Regions from separate parts of the Homo sapiens genome. Here region 1 is linked to region 2. A link is a loop called in an ENCODE intact Hi-C map of the cell type or tissue named here. Cell type or tissue: dorsolateral prefrontal cortex. All regions are shown on one strand. Links, peaks and the distances in the headings refer to the core of each region. The heading gives the core; the rest is flanking DNA.

Evidence for each region. Peaks named below come from ENCODE experiments on the same cell type or tissue, not always from the same donor. Only the 100,000 strongest peaks of a DNase experiment are listed, where the experiment ranks them.
Region 1: a loop joins it to region 2, with 2.4 times the contacts of the local background. A loop is called at or near these places in 9 of 110 quality-filtered maps.

What each region holds. Positions count from the first base shown.
Region 1 is chr5:160,682,205-160,690,545 of GRCh38, reverse strand. It overlaps ATP10B (ATPase phospholipid transporting 10B (putative)), which reads left to right. Exons shown (of 26, transcript NM_025153.3): 4 at 1,603-1,786; 5 at 2,452-2,746; 6 at 4,273-4,467. The coding sequence starts at 2,472. Among named protein-coding and RNA genes, the nearest start is that of ATP10B, 170 kb to the left of the region's middle. In dorsolateral prefrontal cortex, for the core only: a CTCF peak has its summit at 4,640 (motif pointing left); no DNase peak of the experiment used is centred there.
Region 2 is chr5:160,782,797-160,791,137 of GRCh38, reverse strand. It overlaps ATP10B (ATPase phospholipid transporting 10B (putative)), which reads left to right. Exons shown (of 26, transcript NM_025153.3): 2 at 5,335-5,579. Among named protein-coding and RNA genes, the nearest start is that of ATP10B, 65 kb to the left of the region's middle. In dorsolateral prefrontal cortex, for the core only: a CTCF peak has its summit at 3,678 (motif pointing right); no DNase peak of the experiment used is centred there; H3K4me3 peaks cover 742 bases; H3K27ac peaks cover 1,875 bases.

The DNA of each region.
Region 1 (8,341 bases), core at 50-8,049, 100 kb after region 2:
CTTTGCCCACTTTTTGATGGGATTGTTGGTTTTTTCTTGGAAATTTGTTTAAATTCTTTGTAGATTCTGGATATTAGCCCTTTGTCAGATGCATAGATTGCAAAAATTTTCTCCCATTCTGTAGGTTTCCTGTTCACCCTGATGATAGTTTCTTTTGCTGTGCAGAAGCTCTTTAGTTTAATTAGATCCCATTTGTCAATTTTGGCTTTTGTTGCCATTGCTTTTGGTGTTTTAGTCATGAAGTCTTTGCCCATGCCTATGTCCTGAATGGTTTTGCCTAGGTTTTCTTCTAGGGTTTTTATGGTTTTGGGTCTTACCTTTAAATCTTTAATCCATCTTGAGTTAATTTTTGTATAATGTGTAAGGAAGGTGTCCAGTTTCAGTTTCTGCATATGGCTAGTCAGCTTTCCCAGCACCATTTATTAAATAAGGAATCCTTTCCCCATTGCTCGTTTTTGTCAGGTTTGTCAAAGATCAGATGGTTGTAGATGTGTGGCATTATTTCTGAGTCCTCTGTTCTGTTCCATTGGTCTATATCTCTGTTTTGGTACCAGTATCATGCTGTTTTGGTTACTGTAGCCTTGTAGTATAGTTTGAAGTCAGGTAGCATGATGCCTCCAGCTTTGCTTTTTTTGCTTAGGATTGCCTTGGCTATATGGGCTCTTTTTTGGTTACATATGAAATTTAAAGTAGTTTTTTCAAATTCTGTGAAGAAAGTCAATGGTAGCTTGATGGGTATAGCATTGAATCTATAAATTACTTTGGGCAGTATGGCCATTTTCACGATATTGATTTTTCCTATCCATGATCATGGAATGTTTTTCCATTTGTGTGACCAGTGGTTTGTAGTTCTCTTTGAAGTGGTCCCTCACATCCCTTGTAAGTTGTATTCCTAGGTATTTTATTCTCTTTGTAGCATTTGTGAAGGGGAGTTCACTCATGATTTGGCTCTCTGTTTGTCTATTATTGCTATGTAGGAATGCTTGTGATTTTTGCACATTGATTTTGTATCCTGAGATTTTGCTGAAGTTGCTTATCAGCTTAGGGAGATTTGGGGCTGAGAATATGGGGTTTTCTAAATATACAATCATGTCATCTGCAAACATAGACCATTTGACTCTCTCTCTTCCTATTCGAATACCTTTATTTCTTTCTCTTGCCTGATTGCCCTGGACAGAATTTCCAACACTATGTTGAACAGGAGTGGTAAGAGAGGGCATCCTTGTCTTGTGCTGGTTTCCAAAGGGAATGCTTCCAGCTTTTTCCATTCAGTATGATATTGGTTGTGGGTTTGTAATAAATGGCTCTTATTATTTCGAGATACTTTCCATCAATACCTAGTTTATTGAGAGTTTTTAGCATGAAGGGTGTTGAATTTTATCAAAGGCCTTTTCTGCATCTATTGAGGTAATCATATGGTTTTTGTCATGGTGTCTGTTTATGTGATGAATTACGTTTATTGATTTGTGTATGTTGAACCAGCCTTGCATCCCAGGGATGAAGCTGACTCGATGGTGGTGGACAAGCTTTTTGATGTGCTGTAAAGCAGCATTTCTTTGCCACCTGGGCAGACCATCTGCTTAATCAAGTACTTGGTTTCAGAAACCACCAAATGGAGTGGAGAAAAAGAAAAGGGATCCCCTATCCCCAACTCCAGCCATCTAGATTAAGAAAAGCCAGCTGACTGGACAGTAGCACAGCCCAGTCACCTCATGGACAAATTTCCTAGGAAAGAACCTCTCCCATCTATTCTACTTATCACTCTCCTTTGAGGTTCCGGCCACAGGTGAGTTTCTGGAAAATGTCATCAGAATCAGAAAATGTTAGCGCCAAAGAAAACCTAAAGAATAGGTACCTTTTCCTTTGTTTTAAGATGTGTCCCAATATATTTTTCTGTACTATCCAATTTGTTCCTCACAAAAATCTTGTGGAATAAGTATAGAAAGAATAGTGTTCCTGATTTCACAGTGAGGAAGCTGGAGATCAGTTGAAGGTGAAGGAACAGCTCCCCACTAGGACTGAACCAGAGCTAGTCTTCTGACCTGCAGGGTCATAGCCCAGCAAGCCACACTTTAGCTATCCCTGACAGCCCCAATTAGGCCAAAAGCACGTCCCACCCACTTCAATGCTCCCATGGCACGTATTCCAGTGTTAGGAGCATGTTATTTATGTGATTATTTGTTTAGTGTGTCACCCTAGAACATAGGGATTCTAACCTCAGATACTCAATCTTAAACAAAATCCTTATGACTCTAATGTCAGAAATCCTATCTTTAGGAACAACAGGGAAGCAAATGGTCAGGATCTAGTGACCTTTAGTTACAAGGAAGTAGGTCAAAGTGTGGGTTAAGACTACTTTCAGTGTCTACCCTGCATGGATGGGGGAGAAATGAACAGGCCAACATGCTGCACGTTTCTCCTAAACATAGCTCCTCCTGTGTCTGTTTTCAGATCTTCGCCTGCTGCTGGAAATGGCCCTCTCAGTGGACTCATCGTGGCATCGGTGGCAGTGGAGAGTCAGAGATGGCTTCCCCCATTGTCCATCGGAAACCACACCGCTGCTCTCTCCAGAGAAAGGGAGACAGAGCTACAACTTGACACAGCAGCGGGTCGTGTTCCCCAACAACAGCATATTCCATCAAGATTGGGAAGAGGTCTCCAGGAGATACCCTGGCAACAGAACCTGCACAACCAAATACACCCTCTTCACCTTCCTGCCCCGGAATCTCTTTGAGCAATTTCATAGGTAGAGATCCACTTGTCTGAACAATACTCTTTTTAGAGAAAGAGTCTCATTCTGTTCCCCAGGCTGGAGTATAGTCGTGCAATCTCGGCTCACTGCAACCTTCACCTCCTGGGTTCAAGGGAATCTCCCACCTCAGCCTCCCAAATAGCTGGGACCACAGGCGTGCACCACCATGCCCGGCAAATTTTTGTACTTTTATGTAGATATGGGGTTTTGCCACGTTGCCCAAGCTGGTCTCTAACTCCTGGGCTCCAGTGATCCGCCTGCCTCAACCTCCCAAAGAGATGGGATTACAGGAGTGAGCCACCACACCCGGCCACCAATACATATTTTAAACAAGTATTTACCACTTAGATAAACTCAGAGATGCTACCCTCTGGGGGCCACCTTTCCTTTAATATCCAAATGCATTTGTCTTAAGAAGTTTTTTCATTCATTCTTTCATTCAACAAATATTTGTCAGGTTCTATGCTGTCTCAGGCCATAAGCTGGGAGCTAGAGATACATAAAAAAAATGGAGAGGCAGAGAGATACTGTCCTTATTGAATATATTGTCTAGTAAAAGAGACAGACATTAGTTTTTTAATTATATAAATTGATATAAAGTTGTAACTACAATAGATACTTCTAAGGAGAGGTATATGGTGCTATTATAGTGAATAATAAGGAAATCTTGGCCTAGTTAAGAAAGTCAGGGAATTGAAGTACAACATGAAAGAGAGACTGCATTACCTGAGTGAAAAGGGATGGACAGAAGTCAGCAGAATGTTCCTGCAGACAGACCTGTACATGCAAAGGCACTGTGGCAAGAGAGAGCAAGATGCACGTGGAAAACTTGAAAACATCAGCAACTCTTTTGAGATAATGTATGAGATCATTTTAAATTAAAAGTTAAAATATGTGCTTATATATCACCCTCAATATTGTAATTATTATTATAAGTGACCATTTACTGAGCAACTGCTATGCTCCAGAGCCCTCTGCTGTATATCATGCAAATATTATAAATCATGTAATATTTATGGGACCCCTTTAAAGTCCATAATACTATCCCCATTTTGTGCAAGAGGAAATAAGCTCAAAAAAATCACACAACGAGTAAATAACAGGAACAGAATTTAAATCTAGATGGTTTTCCATTCCTGAGAATAATCATCTCCAGTCTCATCCATAAGCATGACAAAACAAACTTTGGGGACTTAGGGGGAAAGGGTGAGAAGGGGAGAGGAATAAAAGACTACAAATTGGGTGCAGAGTATACTGCTCGGGTGATGGATGCACCAAAATCTCACAAATCACCACTAAAGAACTTACTCATGTAACCAAACACCACCTGTTCCCCAATAATCTATGGAAATAATAAATACATCTAGATGGGTTTGGCTTCAAATCCATTACCATAATGTTTGAGGTGATACTGAAAGAGAAGGTTTAATTGATCAAGGCCAAACAGTAGGGAAGAAATGGGGGAGAAAGTACATTTTTCTTCTCCATAGTGTTTATTCACACTTCGCTTGCCCCTCCAGATGGGCTAACCTCTATTTCCTGTTCCTGGTGATTTTGAACTGGATGCCCTCCATGGAAGTCTTCCACAGAGAAATCACCATGTTACCATTGGCCATTGTCCTGTTCGTCATCATGATCAAGGATGGCATGGAGGACTTCAAGAGACACCGCTTTGATAAAGCAATAAACTGCTCCAACATTCGAATTTATGAAAGGTAAGAAAAACCATCCCTGTGTTCTCTCTTGCAAATGGGTTAGGCAAACTCATCAGCATAGCCTCAGGATGAGTCTCTTTTCTTCGATTTTATTTTCCTAAATTATTTAATTCACTGATTCTCAAGGGGGGGTGATTTCGACCCCTAGTGGGCATTTAGTAATGTCTGAAGACATTTTTGGTTGTCATACTGGGAGTAGGGGGTACTACTGACATCTAGTGGGTAAAATCCGGGGGTTCTGCTAAATAGCCTACGATACACAGGACACCACCGGGGAACAATTATTAACCAGTCAAAATGTCAATAGTGCTGAGGCTGAGAAAACTTGTTTAAGTTGTATAAGCACTCATATTATTAAGCACACAGATGCAGTATTATTAAAGGTGAGTTGAAAGCTTAAGAATTAAACTCTAGGATGGCTGGATTATCTTGGGAGACTAAGTTCAGGAGAAACTCTTTGGAGGATGTCAGGCAGTGTCTCCCAAACCAAGAAAATGTCTGCCATTTTAAAGCCTCAGTTGCTTGGGTTGAAAATTCTTGCTTTTAGAACCAGGTAGGTTTTAGGACCCAGAGTTGGTACACCTGTTCTTGGCTGCCCAGGGTGGAAAAGGAAGACACCTGTAGGTGACGTCTACATTCCAACAGGTGGAGTCTCAAACAAGTAGAAGGAAGTGGCCTGGTGGATACACACCTGTTCTCTGCAGGCTCTTTCCTTGTCATGTTTCTCCCCTGGGGTTTGCAGCCTGGCTTTTCATTTTTAGTATCCTTCTGAAAGAAGAGAGAAAAATTTTCAGCAAAGAAGGCAAGTAAAAGATGAAAATTAAATTATGAGAATTAAAAAGACAACATTGAGCAGAGATGAAAAAGGAAGGGAGGAAAAGGTGGAAAAGAAAAGAAGACAAGAAGCGAGTAGTGGTCTCTAACTTGCTCTTTGAAGGATGGTCTCACAAAGAGAACCCCAACAGACATCATCGTGGGAATCAAATCAAGACCAGCAAGTACACCGTGTTGTCCTTCGTCCCCAAAAACATTTTTGAGCAGCTACACCGGTTTGCCAATCTCTATTTTGTGGGCATTGCGGTTCTGAATTTTATCCCTGTGGTCAATGCTTTCCAGCCTGAGGTGAGCATGATACCAATCTGTGTTATCCTGGCAGTCACTGCCATCAAGGACGCTTGGGAAGACCTCCGGAGGTACAAATCGGATAAAGTCATCAATAACCGAGAGTGCCTCATCTACAGCAGGTAAAGCAAAAAACTCTGGGGAAGTCTTGGGCCCAGCCTGATCTTTTTGTGGCTGCTATCACTGCAGTTACTGTTTGTAGAAGGGATGGAGTAGGGAGATATCATTATTTTATTTCAGGGAAGCTGTTCAGTTCTCTACAGTGAGCTTTATAGTCTACAATCCAGAAAAAAGGAGGATTGAGTCAGTCTTTTAAAATTAGGAGGTCTTTATCATGTAGCATTTTCTTCACTATTTCAAATGTGTCTAACATTTAACAGTTTTGCATATATTCTCATCTCCTCTTAACCCAGTGTGGCCATGAGCACATTTAAGGCTGGTTGAGGACACTGGGAGGGAAGAGGCATCACTGTATTTGGGGGAGCAATGGAGTATTGTGTTAGGAGAAGCACAACAGGAGACACACTGCCTGAGTTGAACAGCCTCCAGTACTTACTAACTGCCTGACTTTAGACAAGCAATATAACCTCTGAAATTCATTTTGTAATTCCTAAAATTTGAACAATTCCTGAGGTGGTTGTGAGAGTTGCAGGAGATAATTCTTAGAAAATACTTAGCACAGTGTATGACATACAACAAATGCTCAGTAAATGCAAGCTGAAATTGCATTATTTTTAGAATGTCAAACCCAACGTTTCCTTCATCACTAACTCTGTTTTTGGGAGTTCTCCCTGATGTTGTCTTAACCAAAGCAAAGACTGCACACCACCTGTCCTGAAGCTGAGAAACCTTGTTTTAACTTGTGTAAGTGCTCATATTATTAAGCACAGAGATGCAATATTTTTTAGGGTGAGTTGAAATCTGAAGAATTAAACTCTAGGATGACTGGACTATCTGATGTCATTAGACATTTATTTAATGTCATTTTATACATGTCATTGTTCTACAAAGGTTTCATTGAGCAAATGACTAAACTAGGTTGTCAGGATAGGACATGCTCTCACTTGGCAAGGAAAGAAGACAGAGTTAGAGTGTGTCTCAACTTTGTGATAACCCACATAGTCCTAAAAGAAGCAAGGGAGTTGAGTCTGGGCTCACAGAGAGACTAGAGGGACAAAGCACCTTCAGAGCTAGCAGTTGGCAGCCTAAGATGATGGAGTCTCTAGCAGGTAAGAGCTTGACTTCTTGCTGAAGAAGGAAAACATCCATGTCTCACAAGCAGCACCCTAGGCCATCTCATTCCTTTTGACTCTCCAGCCCAGTTCAGCAGACATTCCGCACTGGCTCTGGTCCTTGTTAGAATGAAAGAGGCTTGCTTCGAGGTATGTACTCCAGCCATTTAGGCACTGCTTACTTCTAAGGAGGGGTTCTCTTCTCCAGGGGAGTGAAAGGTGGCCAGCTTAGAGCTGGCTGCTGAAAGGATTTATGAGTCAAACTCCACTTGGAAAATTGTAGCCAGGGGAAACCTCCAAGATGAGTATCTAATACAATGACTTTAGATGGTATTTACCAATATCATCCAAGAACCCCTGCAAGAAACTCCATGTTCATCCCTCAGCAGCAAATGAGCTTCTTGTCTCTTTGCTTGGAGGGACACAGTTGCACGTTTAGAAAAATTAATCTGAAGGATAATTTTTTTTTCCAGCTAGATCCAATTGTCTTGAATGTTATGAGCACACTGGACAGCCAGAGTTAACATTTAGTCGTTCCTCGCCTTTGAATATGAAAATTATAAAGAGAGGATGAAATCACTGCTGGGGTGTGATGCCTTCCTTTGAAAAAGCGGTGTTTGAGAAAGCATTGTTTTTCTTTTTTTTCTTTTCTTCTTCTTCTTTTTTTTTTTTTTTTTTTTTTTTGGGGGACAGAGTCTTGGTCTGTCGCCCAGGCTGGAGTGCAGTGGCGCCATCACAGCTCACTGCAAGCTCCACCTCCCGGGTTCATGCCATTCTCCTGCCTCAGCCTCCCGAGTAGCTGGGACTACAGGTGCCCGCCATCACGCCTGGCTAATTTTTTGTATTTTTAGTAGAGACGGGGTTTCACCATGTTAGCCAGGATGGTCTCAATCTCCTGACTTCGTGATCCGCCCGCCTCGGCCTCCCAAAGTGCTGGGATTACAGGCGTGAGCCACCGCGCCCGGCCGAGAAAGCATCGTTTTTCTTTTGGCACCAATCCACCGTCACTTTTTGTTTTCCACCTTACTGTCTTGTTTTTTTTCCATGGAATATACACAGTGGCAAGCCAGGAAGCTGGTGCCTCAGGGAGGAATGCACGTGGGCTGCAGTGAGCCTGGTCCTGTTCTCCTCGCTCTGCCAGAATATCGCAGAATCATGGCCTGGTTCTTGGGAATAATCTCAGTGTGGATTAGACCACAGACTCATCTGTGCTGGGAGCTGGCAGGACCTAGGCCAGGCTGCTGTTGTTGTTTCCAAAATAGCTTCCAGGGAACATCGGAAAACCAAGATGATAACAATCTAGAAAAAAGAAACATTAGTCCACCAGCTCACTGGCAGGGAGGAGCATGGAGTTTTCATAGCAGTATTTCCCAAAGTGTATTCAGTGGAATAACAGTGACAAAGAAATAGTCTCCGAAAAAATACGTGCATGGCCAAATTATATATGCTGGCCCTCCTCCAATGGACCCATAGCCCATGAAGGACTAAGAAAAGACACAGCAAAGAAACCTGTTCATCTT
Region 2 (8,341 bases), core at 263-8,262:
CTTACTTAGGTTGCTGGATGAATTTTGTTCCTTGGCAGTTGTAGGACTGCAGGCCCATATTTCCTTTCTTGCTTTCACCTGAGGTCTATTCCCAGCTTTTAGATGCTGCCCAGGTTCCTTGGCTCATGACCCCCTTCCTCCATCTTCAAACCAACAACAGTGGATCCAGTCTCTCTCACTTTAGATCTCTCCTCCTGCTTCTTTCATCATCGTGTAACTCATCAGCGCTTCTGCCTGCCTCTTTCACCTTAAAGGACTCATGTGATTACACTGGGCCAACCCAGATGATCCAGCATCATCTCCGAATCTTAAACTCTGTAACCTTAATTCCACTTGCAGAGTTCCCTTTGCCATGTGATGTAACATATTCCCCAGGTCTGGGGATTAGGACATGGGCATCTTCAGGGAGCCATTATTCTGCCAGAGAATACAAGGTTCCCTTGGCAACCTCATCCTTTTGTCAACTTATGATCTTGTTTCAACTGTCCTCCTCATTTACAGGTGCAATAACACAAAGGGTAATTTCTCCTTGATACTTATATATAGCCCTGACAGTCAGGACTCCTACCCAGTTCTAATTCTCAGGAATAAAGCAGTGTCTTTGAGCGATACCTCATATATCTTGGGAGTTGTGCACCAACTCATAAAAGACACCTAATAGATGTTTCAGGGGTTAGGTTTAAGGCAGAATTTGGTGACTTCTAGGAGTAGTTTTCTCAGGTAGATGTGAACTGGGAACCAGGGTTAAGACGAGGGTTTCTCTCTAACTTTCCTCAGAGCCAGACCTAAAATAGCCTAATCAACACTGAAAAATTACTTAGGTTTCTTGAGTGGGTTGCAAAGAACAACTTCTTTACAAACTTTTTTCAAGTTGCAATTGAGGATAGGATTGGAAAATACATGTATCATACCCAAGGCAGTAATTTCAGAGAGAAGAGAAAAGATAAAACAAATGTCCTTTAAAGAAAATAAGGTGACAGGGTACCATCCAAATTGTCTGGGTGGAACTAGGCAAAGGTCAGCCAATGAGTAGTCCTCTGGGGGATCAACTTGGAGATTAACTCTGGCCTCATTGTACTTTCTCCTTTGTGCACTGTAGAGGAGGGAAGCGCTTCAGTGTTAGGTCCCTGGGACAGAAGCTCGAAGAGGATAAGGAATTTGCCTATTTTGTTTTCTTTACACCCAATCTTCAGAATACTCAGCAAACATATACAGTATTTGCATGAATGAATGAATACATTGTTGATTGAATGACTGCTTGATTGGTTAACAGATACCTAAGTCCTCCTTTGGTTCCCCATCCCCAACCCCCTGCTGGGCTATATTGCCTAGAAGTTAAACCTTGTGCTTTAGAATGAGACATGAACCTAGGTCTCACCTCCACTATCTATTCTGCCAATGTGTTCCCTGGGAACTTCCTTGAGTCTGTTTCCTGTCTGTAATCTGTAGCCAATAATTACGCTTGGCATTGTGAAATTTCATTAAGATAATAGATGCAAAGTGCTTAGCACAGTGCCTAGCAGTACAGTCATGTGCCACAAAATGACATTTCGGTCAACAGCAGACCACAGATACAATAGTGGTCCCATAAGATTTTACTACCATATTTTTATTGTACCTTATCTATGTTTTTATTGTAACTTTTCTATGTTTAGATACACTACTTACTATTTTGTTACAATGACCTACAGTATTTAGTAAAGTAACATGCTGTACAGGTTTGTAGTCTAGTCACAGTAGGTTAGACCATACAGCCTAGGCGTAGAGTAGGCTTTACCATCTGGGTTTGTGTAAGTTCACTCTATGGTGTTTACACAATAAAAAAATCACCTAATGATGCATTTCTTAGAACATATCCCTTGTTGCATGGCTGTACTCAAATTTGTTAGCACTTAATGTTAGTTCAAACCCACTTCTACTGCTAAAGGGGTCTCCCGGTGATGGTCAAACTGAATTCCCAGCCTACATGCCTCTACTTGAATCAATTGGCCTGTCTCACCAGCATTTCATCCACATGTATGGGTGCATGTACATGAGGTGTGTGCACTCATGTATGCATGCACATAAATATCAAGGGGCCAAAGTAAATGTAAATGCTATCTTCTCCATGAAGCCAACTATTGAGGCCCTAGTCAGAATTCATCTCTCCACTTTAGAATTTTTGAATGTCGATTAAGCCATCTTTGTATGTATCACATACCGATGCCTAGCACAGTGTCTGCCATAATATAGAAACCTAACTGTTTCTATATTCATCTGCTCATTCATTTTGGATGAATGAGTGGATGGATGGATGGTGGATGGATAGAAAGTTAACTTACTTATGTTCTCTGGCAGCTCCACAGGGATTTATTTATCCTTAGGCACACAACTAGTCAGCACAGTGCCTTACCCACTGTAGCTATTCACTAAATAGTGGTTGGATGGTGATAAAGGAGAAGAAAAATTAGAAAACCAAGACCAATCCCCACCTGGAATCATTCTCCTTTCAGGGCATTCTATTGAAAGGAGTTATTGAGAAGAGAGGCAGGGAGTTGACAGCCACCCTCTGGACTCTCTCCCAGGGCCTTTTTAGAACAGGAAAGTTAATTATGGAACCAGATTAACAGTTTCTTTTTTGATACAGCCAAAGTAAAACCAGCAGGATGCAATTTAGCTCTTCCCCACTTTCCAGATAGCAGCAAATTTTCATACAAAACAAAGAGACACTTGAATTGCAAATTACTTAGAGACTCAGCTAGCAACCCCAACGGAAGAATATTTCTACTTTCAAAATCCGCTGTTGCCTTTTTAGGTTTAACCATGTAGTGGGACCTTCACAAAGGCCTGGGCGTCTTGCTGTTTCAACTGTTGGCCAAGTGGGGAGGAGGAGCAATTCATTAAGGTTTACTGGAATGTCCCAGGGTGAGCTTTTTGCTCAGAACATTTTCCTCTTCTCCAGACTGTCTGTCTCTAACTCTCAGAGCACCAGCCTCTACTCACAGAAATGAGGGCTAAAGGGTTTCTAGAGGTCATCTCACTGGAGAGTAGGAAAAGCAAATGCCTATAATGGCAAGGGGAATGTAACAAATAAAACAGGTGGTGAAGGTGAATGTATGACCTCTAGGAAGTAGATGAGGACAGGGGCAAAACTTTACCCCATCTAACCATCACTGGACCATTAGTGATTGTTGCTAGACAGTTCCAACAAGTCTGTAATCTGGATTGTTAATTGAAACGTTCTTCTTAGCTGTTGGCATCTAATTAATAAGGGGGAATAATACCGTCTATTAGCTGGATACGGACTATGGGGCCACCAGTTTATAACTTCTGATCTAGCACACACGGCTTCCTTATTTGATAGACAGGGAAACCAAGGTCAAGAGACAGAAATAAAAGTATAAAAGATCACAGAGTGTCCCAATCTTCTGACACCTCCTCCAGTGCCTAGCTGATTCCACCATACAGCCTCCCCAAATTCCTGCCCCCCACGCAGGACACGGAAGCTTTACTTTCACAAGAGCATTTATTAACTTATTTTTCTGATTTAAATAAATAATTCCTATTTTCTACAGAGGACTTGGAAGATTTAACAAGGATAAGAGAAAATTAAAAAGTCTCACAGCAGTGCCATTTTATTTATGGAGGAACTGGAGGCTAAGATGGAAACCTAGCTGGACCCAGGCTGCTTCCAGACACGGCCACTGGAGGGCAAGGTGGCATCTCAGTTGGCTTAGCCAACAATAACAGGTTGTAGGAAGGTTAGGGCAGGGGTTGAAAACACAGCCAGGTACGTGGCAGAAGTGAGTAAAGGAGGACAGATCAGGAAATACGGTGAACGAAGTAAATGTGCCCTGCCTGAACCCTGTAGACACCACTCAGATTCAGCTTGTGTCCTTGTGTGGGAATGCAAATAATGTTGACAGCCTTTTGGAATTTTTTAATGTGAATCTTGAAATCTACCCTTTTTAAGTAAAAATTTTCAATGTGTGAATGTAGTTCAAATAATGTGTGTGTGTGTGTGTGTGTGTGTGTGTGTGTGTGTGTGTGTGTCTGTGTCAAAACCCTTCAAGGAGCAGGATTTGGGCTATGGACTTTCTCTTTGTGAACTCTGTTTAGTGACTCACTGAGAATGAACTGGGCCCTAGGCAGGTCAGTCAGCTGGGTGGAGAGTTTGTTTGTGATTAGTCACAGGCCACCAGAGAGCTGTCATGCAGATGACCAAAATCAGGGGGACAAGACTGAGGAGGCCGAGGCTGTCCATTGACTTAGTTCAGCTGTCCCCTGGAGAGTGAGGGCTTCAACAAGAACCAGGCTGCATCTTGGACAGACCCTATAGGGAGATCTTCTGCCCAAATCTAAAGCACCTACCGTGGCCTTTTATAGAGTATGTGTGTGTGCATATGCATGTGAATAATCTTTACCTTGCTAAAATAATATAGATTATCTCCCTTGGTAGCCTTGTGGAAGACAACTTCATTGTCTCCAAAGTGGAAATGTTTAAAGTCAGTAAAGTTAGCAATGAGTGTGTCAACTCTTTCCTGTAATGAGTTACTGTAATGAATTACTGAAAGAAGTTAGGCAGTAGAATGGAATGGAGGGAGCCGTTGAATAGGAGTCTTGAATTTTCCCACCCTGCCCTCTCTCTTGAGCTTCTATTTCATACTCTATGAAGTGAAAATTATGATAACTGCCCTGTTTTCTATATTGGTGAGGATTTTTTTAAAAAGAAAAACAGAAAACCCAATGGCTTAAGAAAACAACAAAAACTAGCCTAAGCAGAGAAGGGTATGTATAGTTCACACAAGTGAAAAGTTCAATCATAGTTAAATCTGGGGGTCCAAATAACATCAAAGCTAGGTACCTCTCACTCAAAACTGCAGTCTTGATTTCCCATGTTGGCTTCCAGCAGCTCTGGGTCTCCATCTTCATCATTGCAAATACAGTAGAAAGAGACCTTCTACTACATTTTCAACACAAGTTTCAGAACTGACTTTCATTGGTCTGAAATCCCATATCCATTCTGAAACCAGTCAATGTGACAAAAAAGATGAAATGCACTGAGTGGCTGGACCAGCACACATTTCATGGAGCAATTAGGCATTTAGCTGAGGATCTCTGGGACCATAATTTGCATTCTGTATGGTGGCAGATAAAGTAGCAGACCTGATTCCCTGGCAGAAATAAAATGTTTCTACTGAAACAACTTCCTGGGAATCTATTCCACTTGCTCTATAAAGTGTGTCTAAAGCTAAAGCCATCCAGTTAAAGAGAAAAGGGCAAAATACTTGATTATTGCTGATACTAAAATGAGATTGTATATTTTGTATTTCTTTTCTGTCCTGTGTCGTGCAGGCTTCCTTTGACAAGAGAATCAGAACCGACTGGTGACATTTGTTTCAATGAAAGCAACAGTGTGAAGAGTAAGTAGTTTTTCCTATTATTCATCTCACTCAGTGGAGATAATGAACTCCTCTCCACTGCCAAGATGAGAAACTACCATTTCTTACACATGGACACAAAGATGAGAACAATAAACACTGAGACTTCAAAAAGGAGGGAAGGAGAAAGAGGAACAAGACTTGAAATCTACCTATCAGGTACTATCTTTACTTCTTGGGCAGTGGGGTCATTAGAAGCCCAAACCTCAGCATCACTCAGTATACCCATGAAATAAACTTGCACATGTACCCTCTGAGTCTAAATTAAAAAAACAAAACAAAACAGAACAAAAAAAACACCACCGCTATCTCTTCCTCCAACCCAGTAAAATAAACGTCAGCTGATCTGGTATGTCAGATGCCAAGTAAATGGTTTAAACTTTCTCCATTGTATATATTCCCCAGACAACATAGGACCTGTCAAATTATATATCACTTAAGATGTGCTATTGGCTGCAAGTAACAGAAAGTACAGATTCAAGGTGGCGTAAATAACAAGAAAAAAGTTGTTGGCCCTCATAAGAAGTCCCAAGGTAAGAGAGGTCCATAGATTGTCAATGGAGTAAATCAGTAATATTACCAAGACTTGGATTATGACCTCTTCAGTGGGTTGTCTCTTTCATCAGTCTCCAGCAAACTTCCTCTCACATTTATTGGCCAGAAATGTGTTACACACCCTTGCCTAAACCAGTCCTTAGCAAAGCAAATGGAACCACCATGATTGGTTTAGAATAACTGTTAGTCCCTTCTTGATGTTAAGAATGGGACTCACATTCCCTGAACTACATGGTTGTGTGGAGAAAAGGGGATATATAAACAAAACTAAAATCTTATTAGAAAGAAAAAAGGAAGAAAGAATAGTGATTGTAAAGGCAATCAATAGTATCTACTATAAGATGATACTATGAAAATCTCAGCAGTGCTTCCTCTAAGAGGAAAGCTTATAAAGGTACTCAAGTTCTAAGACCTCACATACTCCATCATGGCAGAGAAAGCAGGCACAAGCCTTGGCTAACCTCCCCTCTAGTCATGGGTAAAATGAAAGAAATACTTAGACTCTAGATATAAAACCCAAGGCATTATCATTATACCATATGCAGACTGTTTCTCCAATTTGCATAATTATAAACTCCCCCTCAAAGAGTAAACATCACTGCCAACTTAAAAACAACAACAACAACTACAAATAACATTAAATATGCATTGCTAATTTGACTTTCTAATTTGTCTGGGCTCTTCACAAAGATGTGCATAACTCCGCAGATACCAACTGCTTAAGAAAATCCTCCACCTGCCTGAAAAGGCATCAACAGGAAAAGAAAAGCTAAAAATTAGTTTTTTAGATAAGAATTTGAGTTGTTGCCTGAAAATTACCTGCAGTAGTTCATTCTATTAAAAAGGACTCTCAAATTCATTGTCCCAAGCATTGCTTACCACCATTCAAGTATAGGCAATTGCTTTGTGCAGCCAAAAGAAGATAATTTTGCAAGATCTCACCATTCAGTTTTAAGAGTCTCCTGTGAGCTGTGTATGGCCTTATATTTGGTCATTTATAGGAAATAATCCAAGAGTTTCAGAAAGACTTTTCTGTCTCAAAATCTGTCTTTTATTGATCTGCCTCAAAGATCCACACCACTTGGGCTTCGAAGCTTTGAGCTATAGTACAAATATGCTACCTGGCCAAGGTGGATTAAGCTATTATTATTTTCCTCAATTTCAGTTCCCTGATGAGCCGCGATGATAAGTGGGACACAGGATGTGTATATGCATAGAGGCAAGTCCTTCTGCAAGAATGGCCATAATCAAAAAATGAAAAAACAATAAATGTTGGCTTGGAGGCGGTGAACAGGGAACACTTCTACACTGCTTGTGGGAAGGTAAACTAGTACAACCACTATGGAAAACAGTGTGGAGATTCCTTAAAGAACTAAAAGTAGAACTACCATTTGGTCCAGCAATCCCACTACTAGGTATCTACCCACAGGAAAAGAAGTCATTATACGAAAAAGATACTTGCACACACGTTTATAGCAGCACAATTTGCAATTGCAAAATCATGGAACCAACCCAAATGCCCATCAATCAGTGAGTGGATGAAGAAACTGTGGTGTGTGTGTGTATGTGTGTGTGTGTGTGTGTGTGTGTGTGTGTGTGTATCATATATATATGATATATATATCAACCATATATATCACCCATATATATAGTATATATATGATATATATCGATCATATATATGATGGAATATATATATGATATATATATATATATGTGATGGATATATCTATCCATGGATATATCCATGGATAGATATATCCATCACATATATATATATATGATGAAATACTACTCAGCTATAAAAAGGAATGAATTAACAGCATTTGCAGTGACCTGGATGACACTGGAGACTATTAGTCTAAGTGAAGTAACTCAGGAATTGGAAACCAAACGTCGTATGTTCTCACTGATATGTGGGAGCTAAGCTATGAGGACACGAAGGCATAAGAATGATACAATGGACTTTGGGGACTTGGGGTGAAGAGTGGAAGGGGGACAAGGGATAAGACTACAAATATGGTGCAGCGTATACTGCTTGGGTGATGGGTGCACCAAAATCTCACAAATCACCACTAAAGAACTTATGTAACCAAACTGTACCACAATAACTTATGGAAGAAAATAAAAAATTTCCTTTGAATTAAAAAGTTCTCCTGGAGGAGGCATACAACTTACATGTGTATATGTAATTTGTAATATATGTGTATATATACTTCTATATAATGGAAATACCTGTTATGTATAAACACATAACACATATGAATACAATGTTACATAGTGAGATCCTTTTATACAAGCTATTCTCAAACCCGCTTTGTGAACTCAATATTATAGATATCTTTCCTTTGTAGTTTGTGTGTGTG